4 separate regions of the Homo sapiens genome follow, and all the other regions are linked to region 1. The links are chromatin contacts, found by Hi-C or POLR2A ChIA-PET in ENCODE. All regions are on one chromosome and are shown on one strand. The core of a region is the stretch at or near the end of the contact, and the rest is flanking DNA. Distances in the headings are between cores, read along the strand shown. Region 1 holds the start of CBFB (core-binding factor subunit beta). Region 2 holds the start of ACD (ACD shelterin complex subunit and telomerase recruitment factor). Region 3 holds the start of THAP11 (THAP domain containing 11). Region 4 holds the start of RANBP10 (RAN binding protein 10).

Region 1 (6,657 bases), core at 2,947-5,446:
TCAGATTCTACTACAGATTCTTCGACCTGTGTTCACTTTTATTTAATGCTGATTGGGTTTTACAGTTAAAAACTCAATTGGCATAAAATAAGGAGGCTGATTGAGTTTTATAGTTAAAGAGAGATGATCAACACAGCCCTTAAATTATTTCACATCTAAATGCAAAATGAGGCTGGGAGTGGTGGCTCACGCCTGTAATCCCAGCACTTTGGGAGGCCGAGGTCGGTGGATCACCTGAGGTCAGGAGTTTGAGACCAGCCTGGCAAACATGGTGAAACTCCGTCTCTACTAAAAATACAAAAATTAGCTGGGCATGGTGGTATACGCCTGTAATTCCAGCTACTCAGGAGGCTGGGTCAAGACAATCACTTGAACATGGGGGACGGAGGTTGCACTGAGCCAAGATCATGCCACTGCACTCCAGCCTGGGCAACAGCAAAATGAATTCTTCATTAACCTCACTGATACATCAAGAAGATGTTCCAAATAAGAAGAGGACAACTGGGGCAGGAGAAAGGTTGGGAATAGTTTTGAGAACTATGGATATCCTTGCCATTTATGGCTGCTGTCAAAACAGGCAAAATAATGCCTTTTTCCACAGCCAAATAGGAAGAAACCCAGCCTGTTCATAAGTCATGAGATAAATTTCAGGCATTAAATTAAGCAGCCTCTAAATTCAAATAATCAAGTACCTCTGATATAAAAGGTATTGTGAAAAATAGCTGTATCCAGAGGGGTTTATACAAAATTAATGAGGTCTCTACCCTCTAGGAGCTAAGGATCCTGTAATTAAATGTGGGTTAACACTGAATTAAAGGAGGGAAACTAGAAAGAGAGAAAACTAGGAAACGTGAAATTCCTCTCCAAATACCAATAGTTACATTATTTAACAAAATAAGACATGAGCCGTCTTAAGTGCAAACCTCACACAGCATTCAATCTACCTTCTTTAACCTTTAATACTTCTCAGAAATTTAAAACTTGTAAAATGTGTCGAATCAGATACTTGTTTTATTTTTGGAGACCGGGTCTCACTCTGTCACCCAGGCTGGAGTGCAGTGGTACGATCATGGCTAACTGCAGCCTCGACCTCCCGGGCTCAGGTGAGGATCAGATTATTTGGAAGCGGGGAAGGTCTAGAATGTCTAATTCATCCTGGAAATAAATTCATGACAAACACTAACCACCTGTACTACTACTATAATATTACAGCATTTCAGATATCCTATGGGTTGAATTCATAATTCCATTCAGCAAAGTCTGAGATGACAGAAAACACCCTACTAGCTATGATTCACCAAATTTCCAAAAAAATTCAGCTTTCAAAGATAGTGATGATAATACAACACATGGGGCTGCGTATGGTGACGCCGAGCCTGTAGTCCCAGCTATTGGGAGGCTGAGGCAAGAGGATCGCTTGAGCCCAGAAGTTTGAGGCTGTAGTGCCTCATGATTGTGCCTGTGAACAGCCACTGCACCCCAGCCTAGGCCACACAGCAAGACCTCTCTCTTAAAAAAAAAAAACGAAACAAGACCAGACGCGGTGGCTCACACCTGTAATCCCAGCACTTTGGAAGGCCGAGGTGGGAGGATTACTTAAGGTCAGGAGTTCAAAACAAGCCTGGCCAAGATGGTGAAACCCCGTCTCTACTAAAAATACAAAAAAATTAGCCGGGCGTGGTGGTGTGTGCCTGTAATCCCAGCTACTCAGGAGGCTGAGGCAGGAGAATCGCTTTAACCCAGGAGGCGAAGGTTGCAGCGAGCCAAGATCATGCTGCTGTGCTTCCAGCCTGGGTAACAGAGCGAGACTCCGTCTCAAAACAAAAAAGCAAACAGTGAGAGTACAAGTACTTTGTAACTTATCTTTTATACTTGCATCCTTTACCTCCAGGAAATTCTATCGTCAGGTATACCACCTTCCCTTTGCAAAAGGTAACCCAGGCAAAGGATGACACGATCATCGCACCAGCTAATGAATTCTTTTATTATACCACTCAGTGCCAAAACCTAAAAGTATGTCTTATGCACTTCAATCATATAAATACTACAATTACTCAAGAAATTTGCAAGTGGGCTAAAAGCTTGAGACTCTCTTTCATAACATGCACTAATGACCAAATATTCAGGAGCTCCTGATAAATTTAACCAGTATCTTCTCACTATTACAACTCTAAAAAGCTTTCACTTAAAATATCAAAATATTCTTTAAAAATAAATTTGAGTTCAGTGATGTAAAGGGAGAATTTTATGACATATGAATTATATCTGAATAAAAATAAACTGGTTTTATAAAGGGGGTGGGAGAAGTAAATTTCCAATGTCTTCCTACTGTTAACCCAAATTCAAATCGCACCTAGCTTCAAGCCTCTAACAATGCAGTGAGTCCAAGTCACCGAGCAGAGAGTAACAGCATTCCATTAGACAGTGCTTCAACTTTTTAAAAAATAATCAGGCCAGACGCAGTGGCTCACGCCTGTAATCCCAGCACTCTGGGAGGTCGAGGAGGGCGGATCACTTGAGGTCAGGAGGCCAGCTTGGCCAACAAGGTGAAACCCCGTCTCTACTAAAAATGCAAAAATTAGCCGGGCGTGGTGGCAGGCACCTGTAATCCTAGCTACTCAGGAGGCTGAGGCAGGAAAATCGCTTGAACCCAGGAGGCGAAGGTTGCAGTGACCCGAGATCGAGCCACTGTACTCCAGCCTGGGCAACAGAGCAAGACTCTACCTCAAAAAAATAGTAATAATCAACCTCTTTTCTTGGTTTCTTCCTACCACTCCCTCCTCATCAGCACCTCCAACAAGGCAAACCAAAAAGATGAGAGGAACTAGGACCCTTGGATTTTTTTTTTCAACCCAAGGTCTGGTGAAGACGCACTAAATCTGCCTCCTAAAACAAGGACCTCGAGATCAACCGTGGGTTTTGCCCATCTGTGCAGTTTTTAGGAACAGCAGCCCTACTCAGGACATGGGGATAATGGTTTCTTTCTGATTCTCCTGAAGCTTAACATTCTAAGAAAATGACATTTTTAGGGCCTTTTCCCCCCCCTCCCCTCTCTATTAGAATAAATAACTGGAGGAAAGATTTCTACTCGGCGATCTGGTAGTGAGACCGCTTGACACAGAGAATTACCGACAGATCTACCTTCTAAGAAACAAACTATCGCCGACCTTGAATGAAGCTCCACTTCTTTTTCCGAATGGGGGTTTGCTTGCTACAAATACCCTGAACCCTTCTTCGGTGTCGCCGCCTAAACAATGCCCTTCGCTTGTTTAGTCTGGCTCGGGTTCGAGCTCCACTCGCGGTGCTCCGTTGGCCGACACGCGCCACCGCGGCGAGCCCCAGGAAAAGCGTCTCCCCGCGAGTACCGGCCCGCGGCATCTGGTTTCGCATTTTGAATCCCGAGTAGGAAGTGAGACGGCGCCCACTCAGTTCCGGGAGCCGCAGCAGCCGCGCCGCCGTCCGGAACCGGCCTGGGCCGCCGCGGCCCCGCGCAACAAGTGACCCGCGCGCGCCCCGGGCCAGCCGACTTACGATTTCCGAGCGGCCGTCGCGGCAGGCGTTCTGGAAGCGTGCCTGGCGTTCCTCGTGGGGCCGGTCCCTGAAGCCCGTGTACTTAATCTGCAAGGCAAGACGGCCCGAAATCAGGAGCCAAATCCGCGGCGCCGCCCGCGCGCCCGCCCTCCCAGCGCAGCGCCGATAAGGGCAAGCAGAGGCTGCGGGCGATGGCCGCCCCGGCGAGATTGCCCCTCCGCGGGCGCACCGACCGGGACTCCCGGGGACCGTGCCGCCCAAACTTTTCTCCGCCCGGGCCCACTCGGGGCGCGCTGCGGCCTCCTAGCCGCCCGCCCGCCTGCCTCACCTCACACTCGCGGCTCAGCTTCCTAAAAAACTCCTCGTTCTCGAACTTGCTTCTCTGGTCGGGCACGACGCGCGGCATCTTCCCGCCCTGAGGCCGCGCCGGCCGGCCGCGCTCGGGGCTTGCGCGGGCACCCGCTGGCTGGCTCCGCGCTGACCGACTGACCGCCCACCCGCGGCGCCCGGACGCCCGCTTCCCTTTGTTTCAGGCGCCCGCCCGCGTGGGCTCCCGTTCCGGGGAGTCTGAGGCGCCGCCGCCCGCTCGAGCCCAACCCACGCCGCCGCCGCCGCCGCCGCCGCCTCAGCCGTTGCCTGCCGCCCGCGCAGCCCCAGCGCTCACCGCCCCCGGCCGCCGCCGCCGCCGCCGCCGCCACTTCCTCTCACCGCCCACCCCGCCCCCGCCGGCCCCACCCCTCCTCCTCGCGCGCCCGCCCGCCTCCAACTCCGGCAAACAAGACGCACCATTCACAACTCCGCGGCCCACGCCGCGCATGCGCCACCCGCCCGCTGGCGGAGCGGCCTGGCTGTGGCGCCCCGGGGCTCCTTCCGCATCAGGGCCCTTTTCCCCCTGCTCGCCCGCGGCCACTCGGCGTGGAGCTGTCGTTGGGGGATCCGCCTGGCCTTTAGCAGACGGGAGTAGCCAGCGCAGGCCTTTTCTACCGCCCTTCCTCGGTCATCTGGAACTTCTGGGTTCCCCAGGTGCGCGGAGTAACCCCAGATTGTCACTTGAACGCGAGGAAACCTAAGTCCTTGGGGACTTTTCGTCCCTAAACCGACCGGCAGGGGTGTAGGCTCTGCACGTTGAAGACTGAGGTGGAAACGGACCAAAGAATCCAACCGAGTCATGGTGGAAAGGTCGTGGCTTTTGGAGTCAGATGGGTCTTAGATGGGATCCCACTCAGCTACACTACCTGCTGGCTGGGGCCTTAGATAAGAATTGGACCACTAAACCTCAGTTTCCTTATTTCCAAAATGCAGACACTCCTAGGTTTGCAGTGTTAGCGTGAGAACCTTTATGTGGGTCTAGCACACAGTGGGAGCCCAATAAATTTAAGTTTCTAAAGAAGAACAAGCTGAGTTAAGAATGTAACCGATTGCCAGTCCATATACTTACTCAATGTGCAATCAGCTGCAAAAAATAAGATCCATAAATTCTAGGGAAGTTGTTTAGCCCAAACTGGAGAAAGTCTGACATGGGATTTATGGCAGAGTTTGATTCAAAGTTAGTCCTGTGGCCGGGCACTGTAGCTCATACCCGTAATCCCAGCCCTCTTTTTTTTTTTTTTTTTTTTTTTTTTTTAAACAGAGCCTCGCTCTGTCGCCCAGGCTGGAGTGCAATGGCGCGATCTCGGCTCACTGCAACCTCCGCCTCCTGGGTTCAAGTGATTCTTCTGCCTCTGTCTCCCGAGTATTTGGAATTACAGGCACCCACCACCACGCCCAGCTAATTTTTTTGTATTTTTAGTAGAGACGGGGTTTCGCCATGTTGGTCAGGCTGGTCTCGAACTCCTGACCTCAGGTGATCTGCCCGCCTCGGCCTCCCAAAGTACTGGGATTACAGGCATGAGCCACTGCGCCTGGCCTAATCCCAGCACTTTGGGAGGCCGAGGCAGGCTGATCACCTGAGATCAGGAGCTCGAGGCCGGTCTGGTCAACATGGCAAAACCCCATCTCTACTAAAGTACAAAAATTAGCGGGGTGTGGTGGCACACGCCTGTAGTCTCAGCTACTCGGGAGGCTGAGGCAGGAGAATCGCTTGAACCTGGGAGGCGGAGGTTGTAGTGAGCCAAGACGGTGCCACTGCACTGCAGCCTGGGCCACAGAGCAAGACTCCGTCTCAAACAGCTACTCGGAAGCTGAGGCAGGAGAATTGGTTGAACCTGGGAGGCAGAGGTTGCGGTGAGCCAAGATCGTGCCATTGCACCCCAGCCTGGGGAACAAGAGCATAACTCCGTCTCGGGGGGAAAAAAAATCCATGAGGAAGCACTCTTGCTCCACAATGGGTCCAAGGAGGGCTCACAGACCTCCAAGTTGATCTTGGCCAAAGACTCTAGCAATAATTGTTTCTGCCATGGGAAATGTGGAATAAATAAAAATTGAAAGATCTCTAGAATGGCCTTGATGGCCATGAGCTTAGGCAAGGAAAAGGTCAGGGTCAAGGGAGCTAGACCTGGAGGGGTGGGAGTGCAGAGCAGGGCAGGGCGCTCTCATTGTCAGCCTCAAGGAGGGGAGGAACGATGTCCTAAGGGAAAGGGACAGCAAAGCCTGCCAAGCAGACCCAGAACAGCAGCCCCACAGACAGCCTTGGGCAACTCCAGGCCACAGGGTAACCCACACTCGTCGTAGTCTGGCATCCAACAGCCAGGATGACCGGGAAATAAGCCACAGGCTGAAGGAGGCCATCTCCTCGGCTGACCTCTATATGCCTTTTTGGTTGTTAATTTTTTTTCACTTATTTAAAAAAACAGAATTAAAGGAAATTTATAAAGGAAATTTTCACCCATGTAAGGTACACTTAAGTCTGTGCTCCTAACAGCTTTGGCAGCTGTTGAGTTGGGTATGGGTTGGCCCAGACACCATGCTATGGGTGTTTGCTAAGGGGGTTTGCTAAGATCCAGCTCTACTAAGGCCCACTCATGGAGGCTTAGAGGTGTCTTTTCTGTGCCAAGAAACATCTGCCCCCACCGTCCCAAAACCTGACTGAATTATCTGAAGTCCGGTCATCTGGAATCTTCCTTTCGTAAGGATTCAAGCCAACCAAGGGCCTCCTCTTGAGTATCTCCCTAACTTCCTAGGTGGGTG
Region 2 (6,918 bases), core at 3,872-6,371, 630 kb before region 1:
AATAATAATAATGGAGAAAATCATCCTGTGATACTTACTACATGAGGAAGGGAACACGGTGATGAGGGAGAGTGTGTGTAGGGTCTAAGGTAGTTGGAGAGGTCAGGGAGCTCTTTCTGTAGGAGGCAGGGGGCAGGCCTGTGTGTGAACTAGTGGAAGTTGGACTGTGTGGGCCCCATGTAGGGCAGAACCTGGGGGCATCTTTTCTCCAGGGAAGGACCCTAAGGACCATGAGAAGGAGAACCTGAGGCGGATCAGGGAGATTCAGAAGCGCTTCAGAGAACAGGAGCGCAGCCGGGAGCAGGGCCAGCCCAGGCCCCTGAAAGCTCTGTGGCGCTCACCCAAGTACGACAAGGTGGAGTCCCGGGTCAAGGCCCAGCTCCAGGTACCTGCTTCAGGGAGCCAGAAGTATTATCCATTTTGTTGGCCAACAGGCAACTGTACCCTGATCTGAGTTCTGGGGTGGGAGGGAAGTCACAGAGGTAACAGAGGACTAAGAGACCCTGGCTCTGCTGCAGGGCGAGGCTGGGGGGCTTCTCAGAAGTAGTGATGGTGGGGCTGATCCTGAGGGCAAGTAGCAATTAGTCAAAGGGACAGCAGAAGAGAACATTCCCAAAAGATGGAACCTCACAGACCACAGGGCACGCAGCAGTGGAGATGCTAGGTACAGTTCACTGTGAGGAAAGAAGGGCGTGAAGTTAGGCCAAGAAGTCAGCTGGACCCACGTCAGGGGCCACAAAAGCCACTTTTCAGCCCTTATTTCTGAGGACAGTGGGAAGGGCAGGGGTATGGTGGGGGGCTCTGTCTCAGGGACTCAGTAGGAGGAGCAGGAGTGAGAGGAAAGGCAAGGTCACACAAATGTGTTGTAGCTGAAGCATCTGTGGGGTTCCCAGGGGGTGGGAGTGTGTCCAGGAAGCAGATGGAAATTCAGGCCTGGATCTCAGGAGTGAGACCTAGGAGTTATTGACGATCAGGTTGAGGACAACGAGACCAAGGAATTGACCGCCTGGATTTGAGGACTTGGAGGCCAGCTGTTAGGAGCCTTGCAGGGCTAGAGCCAGGAAGCTTGGCTAGGAAGGAGGAAAGAGAGTGGTAGCTGGGCCAGTACTGAGGTGGAAGGAGAGATGGTTTGTTGTTTTCTTAAAAATCTGACATACTCACACATTTGTGTGCTGATGAGGACAAGTGTCCCTTGAAGAGGGAAGAGGGCCCGAGGGACATGGATGCAAAGGTCAGAAGGGCCAAGATGGCCAGGGTCTTGCAGCTTGAGCCCCAGACCTCAGCCTGCCTGCTCTCTCTGCTGTGCCCTGCCCTCCAGGAGCCTGGCCCTGCCTCTGGGACAGAGTCTGCCCACTTCCTGCGGGCGCACTCCCGCTGCGGCCCTGGCCTCCCACCACCCCATGTATCTAGTCCCCAGCCAACCCCACCAGGTCCCGAAGCTAAGGTGAGAGGATGTATGGGGGCTAGATGGTGGTTGGGCAGGGCTCCTGGTGTGGGGGGGGTGTTCAGGGACACAACATAATGCTGTCTGCCCCCACCCACGCTTGCTGTGTCCTGCAGGAGCCAGGCCTGGGGGTGGACTTCATTCGTCACAATGCACGAGCTGCCAAGAGAGCCCCCCGGAGGCATTCCTGCTCACTGCAGGTCCTGGCACAAGTGCTAGAGCAGCAGCGGCAGGCCCAGGAGCACTACAATGCCACGCAGAAGGGCCATGTGCCACATTAGTAGGTCTCACTGCCCGACACTCAGGGTGAAGGACACCTGTGGAGGGTGGGAACCAACCTCTGCCCTCGGGTCATCAACTCTGAGCCTGTGTACCCACAGCTTGTTGGAGCGCAGGGACCTGTGGCGGCGGGAGGCCGAGGCCCGCAAGCAGAGCCAGCCGGACCCTGCCATGCCCCCAGGCCACACGCGCATGCCTGAGAACCAGCGGCTGGAAACACTGACCAAGCTGCTCCAGAGTGAGTACCTGGGCAGGGAGGCTGGAGGGGGGCCCCACTGGGGACCGGGCACCCCTGCCCAACACTCACTGTTCTCACTGTTCCCGGGCCCCCTGTAGGCCAGAGCCAGCTGCTGCGTGAGCTGGTACTGCTGCCTGCTGGGGCAGACTCACTGAGAGCCCAGAGCCACCGTGCTGAGCTGGACCGGAAGCTGGTGCAGGTAGAGGAGGCCATCAAGATCTTTTCTCGGCCCAAAGTCTTCGTGAAGATGGACGACTGAGCCCCTTTGGGGGACAGTGGCAAGGAGCTCCATGCTGAGGATCGCCACATGGCTGCAAAGGACAGGGTTGGACCCAATCCCAGAGCAGAGGTCTGAAGACAGGAGCAGGGGGGTGGCCAGTGTCCCTAGAGCACTCTTCCCAGTCACCAGTGGCTGCAGAAGGGCCACCCTAGCCTTTTAACTGCTTTGTCAAAATTAAACATTTTGTACACAGGATTTGTTTCCATAAGAGCTTTTCTTACCCTAAAAATGCCAAGCCTGGTGGCCCTCCTGCTGCTTGATTGCAGGAAGTTCTCCCCAATGTCACTCCTGCCTTAGTCCAGAGCAGAAGGCAAGCTGGTGAGACCAGGGAGGAGGCTGGAACTGGGACACACAAGGACCATGACTGTATTTGTAGAAAACCTTTAATGTTCCCCAGGCTGAGGGAGCCCTGTGAGCCAGCTAAAAACCCCCACTGTGAAGTCCCTGCCATGTCCCAGCAGTGTGGAGTGGCATGGGGCTTCATCCTGACTGTCAGAGGCTGAAGCCACTACCATCTCCTCGAATGCGACTCCCCCAGCCAGAACTGGCCTGCTCCTGGTCATCCAGGGAGGGCAGAGAGCTGCGGGTACCAGGATGTCGGCAGCCAGGGTGCAGGTCCCAGCACGGGGGCCCCTGAGACAGCCCATTGGAACTGGGAGGCTGGCGGTTCTCAATGACCAGGTCACTGCTGTCATCGTCACTATCAGGCTCAGCAGGCCCAGGCCCTGCAGAGGGAGGACCTGTCAAACGCCCAGATGCCCCTCGCACCACGTTATTGCGCTGGTTGGCGGGCTTGACAGTGACAATGAGGTTATGGCTGTTGGCAACCATCATGTCCGTCACTTGGTCCAAGGTCTTCCCGGCTACTTCAATGCCATTGACCTCGAGGATCTCATCACTGACCGCCAGCAGCCCTGTACTCTCAGCCAGACCCCCACGTACCAGGCGGGAGATGAAGATTCCTGGAACCCGCTCCAGGCCCTGGGGAGCCACACGCACGCTCATGCCATCTCGGATGTAGAAGCCCAGGGGGCGGTCTGAACCATGCTTGTGCAGCCGCACCCGTCGGTGGGTCTCAGGCAGTAGGTCCACGTCTATGACTGAGGAAACCTGGCGGAAATCTTGGGGCAGGCTGATTAGCAAGGGTGGCCGGGTGCGCAGGGGTGCCACTGGCCGCAGCAAGAGCCCTTTCTTGCGCCGCTGCAGAGAGTTGGAGGCAAAAGCCAGGCCGCTGGAGTCAGCTTCTGCTGCAGAAGAGGGGGGATGTTGAGATCAGAGACCTGCTCCCCGACTTGGGCTGTTTACAGGGGGCACTGTAGCTATTTCCTACCACTTAGAGGTCAAGCCAAGGGCAGGGACTGCAGAGGGTGACGCTTGGGTACCCTGGGCATGGACTAACCCTTGTAGACCTGCCCCACAGACACCTTACCCCACAGAGGCTGCCCACTGTACCCCTCCTCACCCCGCTTCTGCACCAGTAGGCGCAGTGGCGGGGGCCCGCTGGCCAGGGCCCGGTGCAGGCTGTCGTCGTTGGTGAGGGGCAGCAGGTCGCCATGAGCATCCGTATAGCCAAGTAGCACGTCCAGGCCCGGGATCTGGTGCACCGCCCGCAGCAACCGCGAGAACTCCTGGAAGCCGCTCACCGAAGCGCGAGGCAGCGCGAAGCGTCGGAACTCGGCGTCAAACTGGAAGTCGGGGTTGGGGGAGAGGAGGAGTCAGGACAGCCTGCGCCCCTTTCTCACCGCAGGCTGGCAGGAATGGGAAAGATGCGGCTGCCGCTTTTGCGGCAGCCTTAAGCCCAGACCTCAGCTCCAGTACCAGGGACGCTGTCCAAGGTCTTCTTACCGCCCTCCAGGTACTCAGGCCACAGAGAGCTGGAGACCAGCAGTGGAGGAAGGAAGACGGATGGGGGAAGGCGAGCAGAAAAGCAGAATGGGACTTGGAGGATAGAGGGAAGAGGTGGCGGGGACCAAGGAGCTGGGAAGGGGAGAAAGAGGGAATTGGGAGCGCCTAGGGCCGAGGCCGGAGGAGCCCTTACTTTGCTCTTCACCTCGACGATGCTATCGGGACTGCGCGCCGGAGTCCTCTGCGGCCGGGCCATGGCGGGGCCGGGCGGGCCGGGGACGGTGCCCCAGGCGGCCCGCCGAGGCGCAGGTGCACAGCCCGGCCGGCCCGCCCGCGCCGCCCCGCCCCTGGCGGTAGCACACGCCCCGCCTTCCCATCCGGAGCGTGACGTCAAGGGGGCAGCGACGCAGAGTGGAACGCGGAGTCCACGTTTCCTAGGAAACGGAGCCGTGGATGGAGAGGAGCCGTCCTCCGCTCTTGCGTCATCACGCTGAGGTCCGCGCGCCCCCGGAGTCTGGGGAGCAGGGCTCCGCCAATCCGAGGGGAGGGCGAAGGAAGTACCATTTATTTAGCGCTGTGTGTGTGCTCTTATTTCCACTGGCCTTACAAGACCGTGCACTGTGTAGATGAGGAAACTGAGTCATAATAAATATGTGCTGAACCGTTCGGGGGTCACACGGTGCTGAAATGGTTTCGAGTCAACTCGCTCGGACGGCACTCGGCCTCAGCCTCCGGCCCTGGAACCCTCTCCAGGGACGGGACCAGCCCTTGTTCTGTTCCCTACCGGTACCACAGGAATCTTGACGAACGGCCCAAATGCCTGGCCGCTGTCAGAGTGACGCCGCGATGAGAGTAAACGGGCCAGCATCCCGTGCACCAGCGGGGTGGACCAGCGGGAGTCTGCACACAGGCCCCCGAGCAGGACGCCCTCGTGCGCAGGCGCGGGGTGTACGTGGGCGGGGCCTCCTCCTCCGGCCCCGCCCAGCGAAGGAGCTTCCTCTTCCGAGGAAAGGCGGGGCCTGGGCGCCCGCGGGAAACCCGGGCCCGTTGCATCCGCTGGGTGTAGCCGTGGGGATGGCAGGTTCGGGGAGGCTGGTCCTACGGCCCTGGATTCGGGAGCTGATTCTGGGGTCAGAGACACCCTCCAGTCCACGAGCCGGGCAGCTGCTTGAGGTGAGCCCCCATTCAGGGCCCGGAGACCGAGGCGGAGGCCCGGGGTGGTGGGATTGACGCCGCTCGCCGCCGTCAGGTACTACAGGACGCCGAGGCCGCGGTCGCGGGCCCATCCCACGCCCCTGATACGTCCGACGTCGGGGCCACGCTGCTTGTGTCTGACGGGACCCACAGTGTCCGATGCCTGGTGACGCGGGAGGCCCTGGACACCTCGGACTGGTGAGAGGCCCCGCGCGGCTCTGGAGGTCGGAGTCCGGCAGGAGAGCGCGAGGTGGGCGGGCCTTGTGTTCAGGTGGGCCCGGCAGTGAGGATCCTGCTTGTTGCAGGGAGGAGAAGGAGTTCGGCTTCCGCGGGACAGAGGGCCGGCTGCTGCTGCTGCAGGACTGCGGGGTTCATGTCCAGGTCGCTGAGGGCGGCGCGGTGAGTGGTGAGACTGCCTTGGGCGGGTTACCGGGCATGACTCTTCGTGACGATTCTGAGACCCCCCCTTCCCCCCGAACTCCTCCAGCCCGCAGAGTTCTATCTCCAGGTGGACCGCTTCAGCCTGCTGCCCACGGAGCAGCCCCGGCTACGGGTGCCTGGTTGGTAAGTGATGCCTCCGCCCTCCAGCAGCTCTCCCCACCCCAGCCTGGCCGGCGCTGGCAGACGCCTATGGGGTAGGAGGGCTTGGGCCCCCATTAACTACCCTTCTCTTTTTCTTAGCAACCAAGACTTAGATGTTCAGAAAAAGCTCTATGACTGCCTTGAGTGAGTCTGGGGTTGGGCTCGGGGGCCACGTGTTGTTTGGTGAGGGGATGGTGTATCTAGGTAGACAGGCCTCAGCATGGTTCCTGAGTCCTGGCCACTCTCTTCCTGTAGGGAGCACCTTTCAGAGTCCACCTCGTCCAATGCAGGTACTGTAGAGCTTGACCAGTGATCCTAACACGCTGTGCAGTGATCTCTCCAGCCTTAACCTTATGCTTCCTCAATAAGCTGTCTTCCCCCTCACCCTCCTGGTCCTCCCCTTTAAGCCTTGACTCATCCCATGGTCCCCTGTCCCCAGGCCTATCACTGTCCCAGCTTCTGGATGAAATGCGGGAGGACCAGGAGCATCAGGGGGCACTCGTGTGCCTGGCTGAAAGCTGCCTGACACTGGAGGGCCCTTGCACAGCACCCCCTGTCACCCACTGGGCTGCCTCACGATGCAAGGCCACGGTCAGTCTGGGGATTTGCTTGGGAGATGTCAGGGTGAGGAGTTGGGCAAGGGTCATATCCCACAGGACATGAGAGTAAACGGGCCTGTCCTACAGAGTTCATGTCCCACAGGGAGAAGCTGTGTACACTGTCCCCAGCTCAATGCTGTGCATCTCTGAGAATGACCAGCTAATTCTGAGCTCTCTAGGCCCCTGTCAGAGGACACAGGGTAAGGGGGACTGGAGAGGTTGGGGGGATACCTGGGGCCCAGGTCCACAGTGCTGATAAGACTTCCTGAACCCCCCAGGCCCTGAGCTGCCCCCACCAGACCCGGCTCTGCAGGACCTATCTCTGACCCTCATAGCCTCTCCTCCTTCCTCACCCAGTTCCTCAGGTGAGGTGATGCACAGGTCACAGGCACTCACTGCCGCCTGTCAGTCAGGTTCCCGGGCTGCGCAGGATGCTGTGAAAGGTGCACGGTGGGTG
Region 3 (7,124 bases), core at 1,122-3,621, 810 kb before region 1:
TACCAAGGCCAAGGTATCTATACAACAGTCCTTGTGCCTGAAGCAGCCCTGGCTAGCTCCAGCTGCGCTCTTACCGGTTCACAGAGTAACTGCATGCACATGCATACCAGAGGCTGTGCTAAGCCTAAGGGATGTCATGGTGAGCAAAATTCAATCCCAGCTGAGAATTGAAACCCTCAGAGGCGAACTATCACAATATAGCTTAGTTACCAGTTGGTCCTTCTTGTTGAAAGGATACAGGGAGATAATCCATGGACAAACTGGGCCCATTTGGTGCAGTTTCCAAACTCTTTAGGGTGAGCTGGGCCAGGAACTCTGTGAGGACCTTATAAGGCCAGGATCCATGTGCTTAGGGCCCATTTTTGGAAAAACTGGTCATTGAAGCATCTCTACTTTCAGGGTCAGCCTGGTCTTTCAGAAAGGCTGAGGCCTATTTCCCCATGTTTCAAGGACATTTAACTATGTTTTTGTAAAAATAAAATGGCGAGACCCAAATAAAAACCTTACTTTTTGTTTAATTTGTTTTGCCAAACAAACACAGTGAAAACTTTAGTCTGACTAATTGTACAGAAAATAGAATTTGTAACCAGTAGCAAACAAAACAGGATAAACCTAAGTCCCTGGCAAGCTGGATCTCCATCAGCAGGTCATCCAGATCCCCTTGTAAATGGCCTCCTGGGAAAATAAGTCCTAGGAGGCAGAGGCACAGATTTACCAGTCCCCATCAGAATCACAGGCTGCACCTGGGAAGGAAAAGCATGAAAAGGAGGAGAACTGATGTTACTTGAATCTCTTATCACTACACACATTAGAGTTGTCTGACTGCTGACCAACCTTAAGGTATGGTTTTCCCAAACCTATAGTCCCTGGACATCCCACCTGCATCCCTAGAGGGTAAGTTTCAAGTTCAGTGGTTCTGAAGCCTCTGCTTAACCAGAATCTGCAACAATAACTGGGGAGGAAGGGTAGACAAAGTCATAATTGCTGGTGTCACCAGGGCAGAGTCTAAGGCCCCAGCTTCCACTTCAGGAGGAAACAATTGAGGATGCCAGGTCACCAGCAAGAGAGTCCAGCTGCCTTAAGCCTCAGTACTGTCAACCAGTGCCCAGGAGTATAGAGGAGTTCAACAATGGCCTGCGGTCCCCTGGCTGGATGGGGTCTGGGAGTCCAGCAGGCTGCCGGGGCACCAGTTCACATTCCGTGCTTCTTGCGGATGACAGCCATGGCAAGCAGCCGATCCTTCTCACGCAGTTCTTCGCGCAGCTTGGCCTCAGTGAGACGCAGGTGGCGAATGCTGCCTTTCATCTCTTTCATCTTCACTTCCATCAGAGCCAGGATGTCCCGCTGCTCATTCAGCTTGCGCAGGAGCTCCTCCTCCGTGGTGCCTGACGACAAGGAGTACGAATGGTCGGAGCCAGTATCAGGGAAGCCCTCTTCCCCTACCACCACCAACTGGGGGCCCATAGGGCACTCGGCAGCCTCCAGCCCTGCGGTAGCAGCCTGTAACTCCGACGCGGCGGCCGCAGCGGCTGCGCCCTCTGCGGCTGCAAACTCCACTTGCACTGTGAGATCGATGGGCTTCACGTCTTCTCCAGTGGGAGTGATGGGCGCCGGCTGTACGGATCCCGGAGCCTGACTGCTGTCTACAGTGGCCTGAAGGGTGAGAAGCACGGCCGCGGAAGCAGATACCAGGTTCGGCTGCAGCTGGGCAGTCTGGGCAGTGGAGGCAGAGGGTGAGGACTGCTGCTGCTGCTGCTGCTGCTGCTGCTGTTGCTGCTGCTGCTGCTGTTGCTGCTGTTGCTGCTGCTGCTGCTGTTGCTGCTGCTGCCTGCGGCGGGCGGCCGCGGCCCCAGCGGGTCTGCGCGCTACTTTGCGCTCATTGACGCCGCGCAGCGGGAAGATGGTGGGGACGCGTACCGTGTAGGTCTTGCGGCCGCCCTGGAAGTGAACGCTGCAGAGACGGTGGCCTGTGGTGGGCTGGAAGGTGGAGAAGCACCCACTGACGCCGGCACGCGACACGTTCTTGAGCCAGAGGCGCCGCAACTCAGCGTCCTTTGGAAACGTGTAGAAGTGCAGCGCCTTGTCCCGGTGCGAGTTGTTGTAGCAGCCTGGCACGCAGCACGTAAAGCCAGGCATGGCTGCGCCGCGCGGCCCGGCCCGGCCCACCGGCCTCCTGCGCTCTTCGACGGCCCAGTGGCTACGCCGCCGCCCGCCCCTCGACGGGCGGCGCCGCGCGAGGCCTTGGGTGGTATCCCACCACTGCCGCTCGGCGCAGCCGGCCCGCCCGGCGCCCCGTGCCCAGAATACGCTTCCTGCCGGCCCGCGCCGCGCCGCCCGCCTGGCTGCCCGCCTGCGCTCGGGAGTGGGCCCCGGGGACGCCGCGAAGGACCGCCTGAGAAAGAGACTACGCCCCCCACAATGCCCCGCGCCAGAAGCGGCTCACTTCCGGGGCGGGTGTGTGCGGATTCCTGCCGCCTTCCAAGGCACTGCGATAGCCTCCGAAGAGCAGATTCTTTCCCCAGCCCGTCTTGTCCCCGGCGGGCGAGAGAGGCGTATTAGGTTGGAACGCTGTCGCCTGGACTGCTCCTCACGAGGACCCGAATCCTGATAGGGGCGTGGAGCGGGGCGGTGCGCGCCTCACCGGTGCGCAAGCGCGGTGGGTATATGCCCACGGAGACTACAAATCCCGTGATGCCTCGCGCTGAACTAGGCGCCTTCCCTCCGAAGCGCCGCCTAAGGGAAAGATCGAGTTACTGCGGACCAGGATTCGGGCGAGGTTGTGCTGTTTGCCAGAACCAGTTCCCCAGCCCCGAGCCCCTTTGAGTCGACGGCATTGCTGCAGCAGAGGGAGACGAAACCTGGGCCTCGGCGCCCCGAAGGGTCTCAGGAGCCCCTTTCTTTGCGTTGGGGACTCTCTCCTGATTCAGCTGCTGCCTGCGTTGACTAACTGATCTAAACAAAGTCTCCAGTAGACGCCTACTATGTGGCTGACACGGTGCCGGGAGTTTGCGGGAGTCAGACCGACTGGGCTCCTCTCTTGGAGCCTGACTACCTAGACGGATAAGCGTCTGTCTTTTGGATAATAGATCTGAATGCACGCGAATGGATGTCTACTCACAAATAGTAATCGCTCCAAAGGAATTAACAGGAGAGCAGAGAAATGGGGGGGAGGTGGTGGGGGCCAGGAATAAAAAAACGAACGAAAGCTTGGGTAGGGAGAAGTAGCCAATTCTTGTCCCAGGAACCAGTCTGTAAGGCCACATGGCAGAAAAGAGCTAGGCTCCGCCATTAAAGAGCCTGGAAAGGGGTGGCCCGGGTAGGGCCAAGCGTAGGAAAATACCAAACTGGGACATGTTAAGGATTTGGGGTTTTATTCTGCAGGCCACTGAGAGCTATTAAAGGATTTTATGGGAAAGGATTTGCATTGTAACAATACACCTCCCCCCACCTCAACTTATTTGAGGGAATCTTTTTTTTTTTTTTTTTTTTTTTTTTTTGTAAAGGAGTCTCACTGTGTCGCCAGACTGGAGTGCAATGGTGAGATCTCGGCTCACCGCAACCTCCGCCTCCTGGGTTCAAGCAATTCTCCTGCCTCAGCCTCCGGAGTAGCTGGGACTACAGGCGCATGCCACCATGCCCGGCTAATATATATATATATATATATATATATATATATATATGTATTTTGTATTTAGTAGAGACGGGGTTTCGCCATGTTTCTCAGGCTGGTCTCGAACTCGTGAGCTCAGGCAATCTGCTCGCCTCGGCCTCCCAAAGTGCTAGGATTACAGGCGTGAGCTAGGATCACGGCGCCTGGCTGGGGGAAAATGTTTTAAAGAACACAAAATGTTGTGGAAAGCCAGGGAGGGGCCAGGCAGTTCTCCAGGTGAATTACCTGCAAACTAGCCCTCCTTTGCCGAGTTCTTCCTTCTCCCAATTTTTTTTAAACTTTTACTTTAGGTTCGGGGGTACGTGTGAAGGTTTACTACATAGGTGAACTCGTGTCACCGCGATTTGTTGTACAGATTATTTCATCACCCAGGTATTAAGCCCAGTACCCAATAGTTATCTTTTCTGTTCCTCTCCCTCCTCCCGCCCCCCGCAATTAGACCCCAGTGTCTGTTGTTGTCTTCTTTGTGTTCATGAGTTCTCATCATTTAACTCACACTTGTGAGAATATGTGGTATTTGGTTTTCTGTTCCTGCATTAGTTTGCTAAGGATAATGGCCCCCAGCTCCATGCATATTCCCACAAAAGACATGATCGTGGTCACCTCCCAATTTTTCTTGTCCTTTTTTCTCTCCTGATAGCAGATCACAGGCATGAAATAGAAACCTAATATATATTATTTCTTTTTTTTCTTTTTTTATTTTGAGACGGAGTCTCGCTCTGTTGCCCAGGCTGGAGGGCAGTGGCGCGATCTCAGCTCACTGCAAGCTCTGCCTCCCGGGTTCATGCCATTCTCCTGCCTCAGCCTCCCAAGTAGCTGGGACTACAAGCGCCCGCCACCGTGCCCGGCTAATTTTTTTTGTATTTTTAGTAAAGACGGGGTTTCACCGTGTTAGCCAGGATGGTCTCGATCTCCTGACTTCGTGATCCGCCCGCCTCGGCCTCCCAAAGTGCTGGGATTACAGGCGTGAGCCACCGCGCCCGGCCTCTAATGTACATTACTTCTAATTATATTATTGGACATAAAAACAAAATGGGGCCGGTGTAGCCCCTGGTAAAAGATATGCATTCATTTGGGTGAATCATTTATACAACGGTATAAACGTGAACACACATATTGCATTTTTACTTATGTATTTATTTATTTGAGATGGAGTTTCGTTCTCATTGTTGAGGCTGAAGTGCAGTGGTGCGATCTCGGCTTACTGCAACCTCCACCTCCCAGGTTCAAGAGATTCTCCTGCCTCAGCCTCCCAAGTAGCTGGGATTACAGGCGCCAGGCACCACAACCAGCTAATTTTGTGTACTTTTAGTAGAGACAGGGTTTCGCCATGTTGGGCTGGCTGGTCTCCCACTCCTGACCTCAGGTGATCCACCCACCTCGGCCTCCCAAAGTGCTGGGATTATAGGTGTGAGCTACCGTGCCCAGCCTATTTATTTATTTATTTATTTTTATTTTTCTTAGACGATGTCTCACTCTGTTGCCCAGGCTGGCGTGTAGTGGTGCAATCTTGGCTCACTGCAACATCCGCCTCTTGGGTTCAAGCAATTCTTCTGCCTTAGCCTCCCAGGTAACTGGGATTACAGGTGTGCACGACCACACCCAGCTAATTTTTTTTGGTTTTTTTTTTTTTTTTTTTGAGGTGGAGTTTTGTTCTTGGTCAGGCTGGAGTGAAGTGGCACGATCTAGGCTCACTGCAAACTCCACTTCAGGGTTCAAGCAATTCTCCTGCCTCAGCCTCCCAAGAGCTGGTATTATAGGTGCCCACCACCATACCCGGCTAATTTTTGTATTTTTGTAGAGCGGGGTTTTCCTCATGTTGGCCAGGTTGGTCGCAAACTCCTGACCTCATGCAATCCACCCATCTCAGCCTCCCAAAGTGCTGGGATTACAGGCGTGAGCCACCGCACCCGACCTAATTTTTGTATTTTTAGAAGAGATGGAGTTTCAACATGTTGGGCAGGCTAGTCTGGAACTTCTGACCTCAGGTGATCCGGCCACCTTGGCCTCCTAAAGTGCTGGGATTACAAGTGTGAGCCACTGCACCCGGCCAATATTACATGCTTAAATTTTTTTTTTTTTTTTTTTGAGACAGAGTCTTGCACTCACACTGTGGCCAGGGCTGGAGTGCAGTGGCACAATCTCAGTTCACTGTAATCTCTGCCTCCCGAGTTCACACGATTTTCCTGCCTCAGCCTCCTGAGTAGGTGGAATTACAGGCCCACACCACTACACCCGACTAATTTTTTGTATTTTTCATAGAGACAGGGTTTCACTATGTTGGCCAGACTGGCCTTGACCTCCTGACCTCATGATCCACCCACCTCAGCCTCCCAAAGTGCTGGAATTACAGGTGTGAGCCACCGCGCCTGGCCATTTTTTTTTCTTTTTTTTTTTTTGAGACGGAGTCTCGCTCTGTCACCCAGGCTGGAATGCAATGGCACGATCTCGGCTCACAGCAACCTCCATCTCCCGGGTTCAAGCCATTCTCCTGCCTCAGCCTCCCGAGTAGCTGGGACTACAGGCATGAACCACCATGCCTGGCTAATTTTTGTGTTTTTAGTAAAGATGAGGTTTCACCACGTTGTCCGGGCTGGTCTCGAACTCCTGACCCCAGGTGATCAGCCTGCCTCGGCCTCCCAAAGTGCTGGGATTACAGGCATGAACCACCGTGCCTGGCCATGTTTAAATACGTGTGCAGTAGAGATAAAATTCAGCAAAAGATCATTGTAACTGTTATGGTTCAAACTCTACCTGTCTCAGGACTCACCTTGCTCAAAAAATGTTGAGAGGCCAAATTGATGTAATTTCTTTATGCACAGAATATTGAAAATTATGCCCAATGAAACTCTAATTTCCAGTACATAAAATCACCTGTCATCTACACTTAATCTTCTACCTCAAAGCATATCTGGAATGCATGGCTTTCTCCCCACCTCCACGATCCAGCTCACTCTCTGTCTTAATCACCCCTGGAGAAAGGCAAGAACCTCATCACATGTCTCCCTGCCTTCAATCTTGCCTCTCCTGCAATCTGTTCTTCACATGACTGCCAGAGAAAATCTGATATGTCATACCTCTGCTTAAATTCCTCCACTGGCTTCCTATTCCATTTAGAATAATGTCCAGATTCTTTCCCAGAGCTTGCAAGACCCCATATTAGTCTAGCCCTGTCATTCTCTTTCGCTCCTCCCTGCCTCACTTCATCCCAGTATTTTTTTTAAACAAGTAATTATAACGTTTAATTATGTGAACAAACAGAATACTACTGTACAAAGAATGAAGCTCATTGTTTGTTTGTTTGTTTGTTTGTTTGTTTTTGAGACGGAGTCTCACTCTGTCGCCCAGGCTGGAGTGCAATCTTGGCTGACTGCAACCTTCACCCTCCAAGTTCAAGCGATTCTCCTGACTCAGCCTCCCGAGTAGCTGGGATTACAGGCACCTGCCATCGTGC
Region 4 (6,119 bases), core at 2,978-5,477, 780 kb before region 1:
GCCTGGGCAATAGAGTGAGACACTCCATCTCAAAAAAAAAAAAAAGTTTAAGATGTTTTATATTAAATATTTTATGGTAACCCTCAGAGGGGAATGGGAAACATTTATATTTCTACCTCAAAGCTGGACCAAACTCAGTTATTTATTTACTTTTATTTTTATTTTTTTAAGACGTAATCTGGCTCTGTCGCCCAGGCAGGAGTGTAGTAGCATGACCTCGGCTCACTGCAACCTCTGCCTCCCGGGCTCAAGTGATCCTCCTGCCTCTGCCTCCCAAGTAGCTGGGATTGCAGGTGAGCACCACCAAGCCCGGCTAATTTTTGTATTTTTAGTAGAGATGGGGTTTCACCGTGTTGGTCAGGCTGGTCTCGAACTCCTGACCTCATGATCTGCCCACCTTGGCCTCCCAAAGTGCTGGGATTACAGACGTGAGCCACCGTACCCGGCCTCAAGCTCAGTTATTTAAGTGGTAGTAGGCAGTGGGTTTGTCAGGGTTATATCTTGGTATTCAGTGAACGCAAGCTGCTGAGTTCCATCCACCAAGTGCCAGGGTTATGAGGGTGAAAGGAGAAAAGCCGATAGGGAGGAGAAACCTGCCCCAGGAAAATGCACAATTCGAAGGTCCCTTGCAGAGGGTCCTGATGACATGTTCCACAGTGCTAAGGTCTAGCTTATCCATCATGCTGCCCCTTTTTAAAGGGAAAGGATGAGGACATCCACAGTGTCTCTAAGAGAAACAGTGAGTCTGGCCCAACATCACTAAATGCTGGTGAATAAGGAATATGGTAGATTAATGATGTTGTATTTTTTTTTAAATTTTATTTATTTACTATTTTTTGAGACAGGGTCTCACTCTCTTGCCCGGACTGGAGTGCAGTGGCCCGATCTCGGCTCACTGCAACCTCCGCCTCCCAGGTTCAAGCGATTCTCCTGCTTCAGCCTCCTGAGTAGCTGGGATTACAGGTGCATGCCACTACCGCCTGGCTAGTTTTTGTATTTTTAGTAGAGATGGGGTTTCACTATGTTGGCCAGGCTGGTCTTGAACTCCTGACCCCAAATGATGTACCCACCTCAGACTCCTAAAGTGTTGGGATTACAAGCATGAGCCACTCACTGCTCCCGGCCTGTATTATTTATTTATTTATTTATTTATTTTTTTTTGAGACGGAGTCTTGCTGTGTCTCCCAGGCAGCTGGAATGCAGTGGCAAGATCTCAGCTCACTGCAACCTCCTCCTCCTGGGTTCAAGCAATTCTTGTGCCTCAGCCTCCAGAATAGCTGGGATTACAGGCACAGGTCACCATGCCTGGCTGATTTTCTTTCTTTTTTTGAGATGGAGTCTCACTCTGCTGCCAGGCTGGAGTGCAGTGGCATGATCTGGGCTCACTGCAACCTCCACCTCCTGGGTTCTCCTGCCTCAGCCTCCCGAGTAGTTGGGACTACAGGTGCAAGCCACCACACCTGGCTAATTTTTGTATTTTTAGTAGAGACAAGGTTTTACCATGTTGGCCAGGATTGTCTCGATCTTTTGACCCCGTGATCCGCGCACCTTGGCCTCCCAAAGTGCTGGGATTACAGGCGTGAGCCACCACGCCCGGCCATTTTTTTTTTTTTAATAGACAGGGTCTTGCTTTGTTGCCCAGGCTACAAGGCACTAGTGTGATCACAGCTCACTACACCCTCTCGAACTTCTGGGTTCAAGTAATCCTCCTGCCTCAGCCTCCTGAGTAGCTGAAACTTTTATTATTATTATTATTATTATTTGTAGGGACAGGGTCTTACTATGTTTCCCAGGCTGGTCTTGAATTCCTTACCTCAAGTGATCCTCCCACCTTGGCCTCCCAAAGTATTGGGATTACAGGCATGAGCCATCATGACCAGCCCTGTGCTTCTTTCTTAAAATGAATGGGGATTCTCTTTCTGGGTCTGCTTCATATCCTTTTCATAGAGAATGGCAGTTTACTAAATTAATCCTGTGCTGGGTAACAATTCTCTTTCTCTCTCTCTCTTTTCTTTTTCCTTTTTTTTCTTTTTTCTTTTTTTGAGACGGAGTCTCACTCTGTCGCCCAGGCTAGAGTGCAGTGGCGTGATCTTGGCTCACTGCAACCTCTGCCCTCTGCCTCCCTGGTTCAAGCGATTCTCCTGCCTCAGCCTCCCAAGTAGCTGGGAATACAGGTGCCTGCCACCATGCCCGGCTAAATTTTTTTTTTTTTTGAGACGTAGTCTCGCTCTGTTGCCCAGGCTGGAGTGCAGTGGCAGGATCTCGGCTCACTGCAAGCTCTGCCTCCCAGGTTCATGCCATTCTCCTGCCTCAGCCTCCCGAGTAGCTGGGACTACAGGTGCCCACCCCCATGCCTGGCTAATTTTTTGTATTTTGTAGAGACCGGGTTTCACCACGTTAGCCAGGATGGTCTCGATCTCCTGACCTAGTGATCCCCCCGCCTCGGCCTCCCAAAGTGCTGGGATTATAGGCGTGAGCCACCGTGCCTGGCCTCTTAGGGGCTTTTGTAGGCTTTTCTCTGTCAAGGCAGCAGACCCTGAAGAGTTTAGGTGGGATTGGGTGGTGTTTTTTTTTTTTTCCCCCACTGGGAATGAGTAGAAGGGGGGACACTACATTCATTCAACACTTACTGGGTGCCTATTACATACAAGAGCTGTGTCAAGAGCTTCACATATTCTGCCTAAATGTTCCCAACAATGTTTGTGGGGTGGGCTGTATCATTCCCATGTTTGAGATATATAAGCTGAGGCCTGGAACTTGAAGGGCCCTGTCTGAAGTCCCAAAACTAGAAAACGATTTAGCCAAAATTTTTGTTTTAATCCGTATGTATGGCTCTCCAGGCTGATGGAGCTGGTCATATTTTGCAGTACCCAGAGGCTATACACCTGAGTACAGGCAGAAGCTACCCAGAGGATGATCTCTCCAGGCTTCTAAAGTATTTCTTTACTTGTTCAATGGTAATATTACTACTTTATACAGTTGTTGTGAGGATTAAATATGGTACGTAGGCCGGGTGTGGGGGTTCACGCTTGTAATCCCAGTTTGAGAGGTCGAAGTGGGAGGGTCGCTTGAGTCTAGGAGTTCGAAACCAGCCTGGGCAACGTGGTGAAACCTCGTCTCTACAAAAAACAAACGAACAAAGAAACACCCAAAAATTAGCCAAGCGTAGTGGCGCATGCCTGTAGTCCCAGCTACTCGGGAGGCTGAGGTAGAAGGATCGCTTGAGCCCGGGAGGTCGAGGCTGCAGTGAGCCGTAGTAGTGCCACTGCACTCCAGCCTGGGCGACAGAACGAGATCTTGTCTCAAAAATAAAATATTTAAAAATGTGGTATATAAAGCATTTGGCATATAGTACATTCAATACAAGCTGGTTGTTACTAGTAATGATAAAGTGCGCCTACCGTTTTGCTAGCACGTAACGTCTTCACTGGGCTAAATCAGCCCGATTCTAACCATTGACTCTGTGGTGCTGGAGCCCTAGATCAATGGTCAGAGGCCAGCAGGAGGTGCAGAGGTCCGGATCAAGTGCCATTTCCCTCTCTAGAAGTACTCAAACCCTCATCTCTGCCCTCATCCCTGCCAGCGCCTACCTCGACGCGGACGAGAAGCTGTGGTACCGCGACTGCTGGCAGGCCATGACCCACGGGCAGGCGGGCAATCAGCACCCGCGGCCTGGGAAGCTGTGGTAGCGTACAGCCGGTCGCCATGGCGACCAGGCCCCAGAGGCCCCCCCGCGGCGGGGGCGGAGTCAGGGATGCGCCACGCCCCCGAGCCTAGCGCCCGCGGGCTGGGAGTAGGACAAAGTAGCAAAGGTGGACTGGGACCCGGCAGCGGGTGCCCTGAGAGTCAACCACTACAGCCGATTTGACCCCAGGTACCAGAACTGAGGCAGGGGGATGAACAGAGGCCATGGGGAGGGAAGTGTGCTGAGAGGCCGGAGCCGCTTTGCCGGCGGGAATGGTAGTTTTCGGTGTCCCGACGTCTCGATGGGACAGGCTTATGGCTGAGGACGGTTATACTACATCTCCCAGAATTCTCTACCAGCCCGAGTTGCTCCGCCTCTCGAGAGCTCTGCATTGTGGGGTATGGAGTTCGAAATGTGGTAAGGCGTGTCAGTGTCCAAAGAGGGGTGCCGGACTCGGACTCGGTTTCCCTGCGGCCCAGGGAGGCTCACGGGCCATTGGCTGAGCGGGGCGGATCTGGTCCCGCTCCTCCCCGCCCCCAGTGACACAATAGTAGCTCCCTCCAAGATGGCGGCAGCGACGGCAGACCCGGGAGCTGGGAACCCGCAGCCTGGGGACTCCTCCGGCGGGGGCGCTGGGGGCGGGCTGCCGTCCCCTGGGGAGCAGGAGCTGAGCCGGCGCTTGCAGCGCCTGTATCCCGCGGTCAACCAGCAAGAGACTCCGCTGCCGCGCTCCTGGAGCCCCAAGGACAAATACAACTACATTGGTCTCTCCCAGGGCAACCTCCGCGTCCACTACAAAGGTATCGGCCCGTCAGGCTGGGGGGAATTAAGGCTAGAGCGTCCGTGGGGTGGCTCTGCTGCCAGGCCCCCGCCCTATCACCTCCCTTTCCCTGCCTAGGTGCTCCAAGTTAGGGCTTGGCCCTTTCAGGATGTCCAGGGTGGTGAGGCTGAACAGGCCGAGGGCTGACTGCCTGTTCTCTGTCCTGAGACACCTGCCGTCAAGAGAACCGCAACAGGTGTCCAAACCCAGTGCTGGGCCGGACCTTCCACTCCAGGGCCTCCGTGCTTATCCTAGGCTGGCGCCAACGGCAGCGGGACCTTTCGCCACTGCTTAGAAGAAAGGGGTGGTCACATACCTACCATTAGCGTGAGACTCATGGGCTTCCCCACCTGCCAGGCATCCTAGACTGAGCCTGGGGTTCCGTGCTAGAGTTTGGGGGGTGTCTTCCAGGTCGGCCTCATCCTTCTTCCCCTGGCCTCCCAGGTGGGCTGCCTGGATTCTAGAGAGGCTGCCAGCAGCACTTGAGTATCTCTCACATTGCCTCTACCCTTGTTTTGTTTGTATGGGCAGTGTCTCAGGCAGGACTGCTGTTCTCAGGAGGAGGTGAGGCAAAGGTGGAAGGTTTAAGTGTTTATTCAGTTGTCTAATGATTCCTCGGCCTGTGTAAGTGCGTCCTCTGGCCACAGAGGAGTGGAGTTGTCATGGAGGAGTTGCAGAGAAAAATGAGGCTTCCATTTGCATTTCCTTCTGCTGAAATTTCTTACTTGCCCTCTCCTGTTAGGTCATGGCAAAAATCACAAAGATGCGGCCTCAGTGCGTGCCACCCACCCCATACCTGCTGCCTGTGGCATTTATTACTTTGAAGTGAAGATTGTCAGCAAAGGAAGAGATGGGTAAGCCCTTCATGACCACCCTCTTTCCCTGATCATGGAGCTGATCCCTGTGGTCAGAGTTCAGGTCCTTTGGCTGGCACTTGTTGCTGATGTGAGCTGGGGAGCCGCATGGGTCTGGGCTGCCATTATTTCCTGACTGTGGGCATGGTCTGGTCTAAGCAGCAGATCTTGATGGCCAGTGGGTGTGTTGGGGGTAAAGCAGGGATTATTTTTAGTGATGATGTAATTTGATACCTAGAAGGTTAGGCAAACAAGTAACAAGTTTACTTTAAAAATTTAGTGTCCAGAATGGAGTTTCCCTCATGAGCATGTGGTGTTTTTGTGACTTCCTTCCTTTCACATTCTTGCTGTATTCATGAGGTTCTTTTTTATGGCATTTAGTCATGTGGAGGCCCTGGTAGCCTTCAAAGAGATAGTAGAGTCTTTGCAGCATTCATGAAAGCTTCTGTGGCCACCGGCCTGTCATCTCAGGGTAAACAGCATACACATGATCAGAATCAGGTGACCTTGCTGCTCATAAACTTGTTTTTCAGTCCAAGGACTTGAACACTACTAGTTGGATCAACTTTAGGAAGGTCCTCATTAAAGTCAGCATTAGGAGCCAGGCACGGTGGCTCACGCCTGTAATCCCAGCAATTTGGGAGGCTAAGATGGGCAGATCACCTGAGGTCAGGAGTTGGAGACTAGCCTGGCAAACATGCTGAAACCCTGTCTCTACTAAAAATACAAAAAAATTAACTGGCATACCTGTAATCCTATC

What was found. Hi-C counts contacts between places; a loop is a spot of excess contacts on that map. ChIA-PET counts read pairs that join two places held with the same protein, here RNA polymerase II (POLR2A). Pooled maps may share reads with other maps.
Region 2: a loop to region 1 is called in a pooled map, with 21 times the contacts of the local background. The contact joins the promoter of ACD here to the promoter of CBFB in region 1. A Hi-C loop is called at or near these places in 2 of 37 single-sample maps with no recorded cell type and 8 of 50 pooled maps. POLR2A ChIA-PET finds 5 or more read pairs at or near these places in 1 of 52 experiments (naive thymus-derived CD4-positive, alpha-beta T cell).
Region 3: a pooled map shows a loop between it and region 1 (6-fold over the local background). The contact joins the promoter of THAP11 here to the promoter of CBFB in region 1. A Hi-C loop is called at or near these places in 5 of 50 pooled maps. POLR2A ChIA-PET finds 5 or more read pairs at or near these places in 2 of 52 experiments (activated CD8-positive, alpha-beta memory T cell and naive thymus-derived CD4-positive, alpha-beta T cell).
Region 4: a loop to region 1 is called in a pooled map, with 9 times the contacts of the local background. The contact joins the promoter of RANBP10 here to the promoter of CBFB in region 1. A Hi-C loop is called at or near these places in 5 of 50 pooled maps. POLR2A ChIA-PET finds 5 or more read pairs at or near these places in 2 of 52 experiments (OCI-LY7 and activated B cell).

The regions. Positions count from the first base shown.
Region 1 is chr16:67,026,688-67,033,344 of GRCh38, reverse strand. CBFB (core-binding factor subunit beta) reads right to left here and starts at 4,196. Exons shown (of 6, transcript NM_022845.3): 1 at 3,860-4,196; 2 at 3,532-3,618. The coding sequence starts at 3,937. RefSeq lists silencers at 3,414-3,463, 3,714-3,953, 4,044-4,233 and an enhancer at 4,794-4,933.
Region 2 is chr16:67,658,463-67,665,380 of GRCh38, reverse strand. ACD (ACD shelterin complex subunit and telomerase recruitment factor) reads left to right here and starts at 5,121. Exons shown (of 12, transcript NM_001082486.2): 1 at 5,121-5,259; 2 at 5,336-5,478; 3 at 5,586-5,679; 4 at 5,768-5,844; 5 at 5,962-6,006; 6 at 6,118-6,152; 7 at 6,302-6,453; 8 at 6,565-6,661; 9 at 6,740-6,826. The coding sequence starts at 5,161. It overlaps PARD6A (par-6 family cell polarity regulator alpha), which reads right to left and starts at 4,421. Exons shown (of 3, transcript NM_001037281.2): 1 at 4,280-4,421; 2 at 3,704-3,926; 3 at 2,607-3,485. The coding sequence starts at 4,342. The coding sequence ends at 2,734. It overlaps ENKD1 (enkurin domain containing 1), which reads left to right. Exons shown (of 7, transcript NM_032140.3): 3 at 213-385; 4 at 1,319-1,444; 5 at 1,561-1,724; 6 at 1,825-1,961; 7 at 2,060-2,436. The coding sequence ends at 2,220. RefSeq lists silencers at 4,155-4,634, 4,945-5,054 and an enhancer at 5,208-5,791.
Region 3 is chr16:67,837,567-67,844,690 of GRCh38, reverse strand. It overlaps THAP11 (THAP domain containing 11), which reads right to left and starts at 2,371. Exons shown (of 1, transcript NM_020457.3): 1 at 496-2,371. The coding sequence starts at 2,136. The coding sequence ends at 1,192. The region is part of intron 1 of CENPT (centromere protein T); the gene reads left to right. RefSeq lists enhancers at 1,048-1,097, 1,538-1,697, 1,409-2,155, 2,608-2,657 and a silencer at 2,178-2,357.
Region 4 is chr16:67,804,668-67,810,786 of GRCh38, reverse strand. RANBP10 (RAN binding protein 10) reads left to right here and starts at 4,227. Exons shown (of 14, transcript NM_020850.3): 1 at 4,227-4,485; 2 at 5,248-5,359. The coding sequence starts at 4,251. TSNAXIP1 (translin associated factor X interacting protein 1) reads right to left here and starts at 3,898. Exons shown (of 16, transcript NM_001288990.3): 1 at 3,591-3,898. The coding sequence starts at 3,637. RefSeq lists silencers at 3,669-3,788, 4,289-4,508 and enhancers at 3,929-4,158, 3,864-4,483, 4,484-5,104.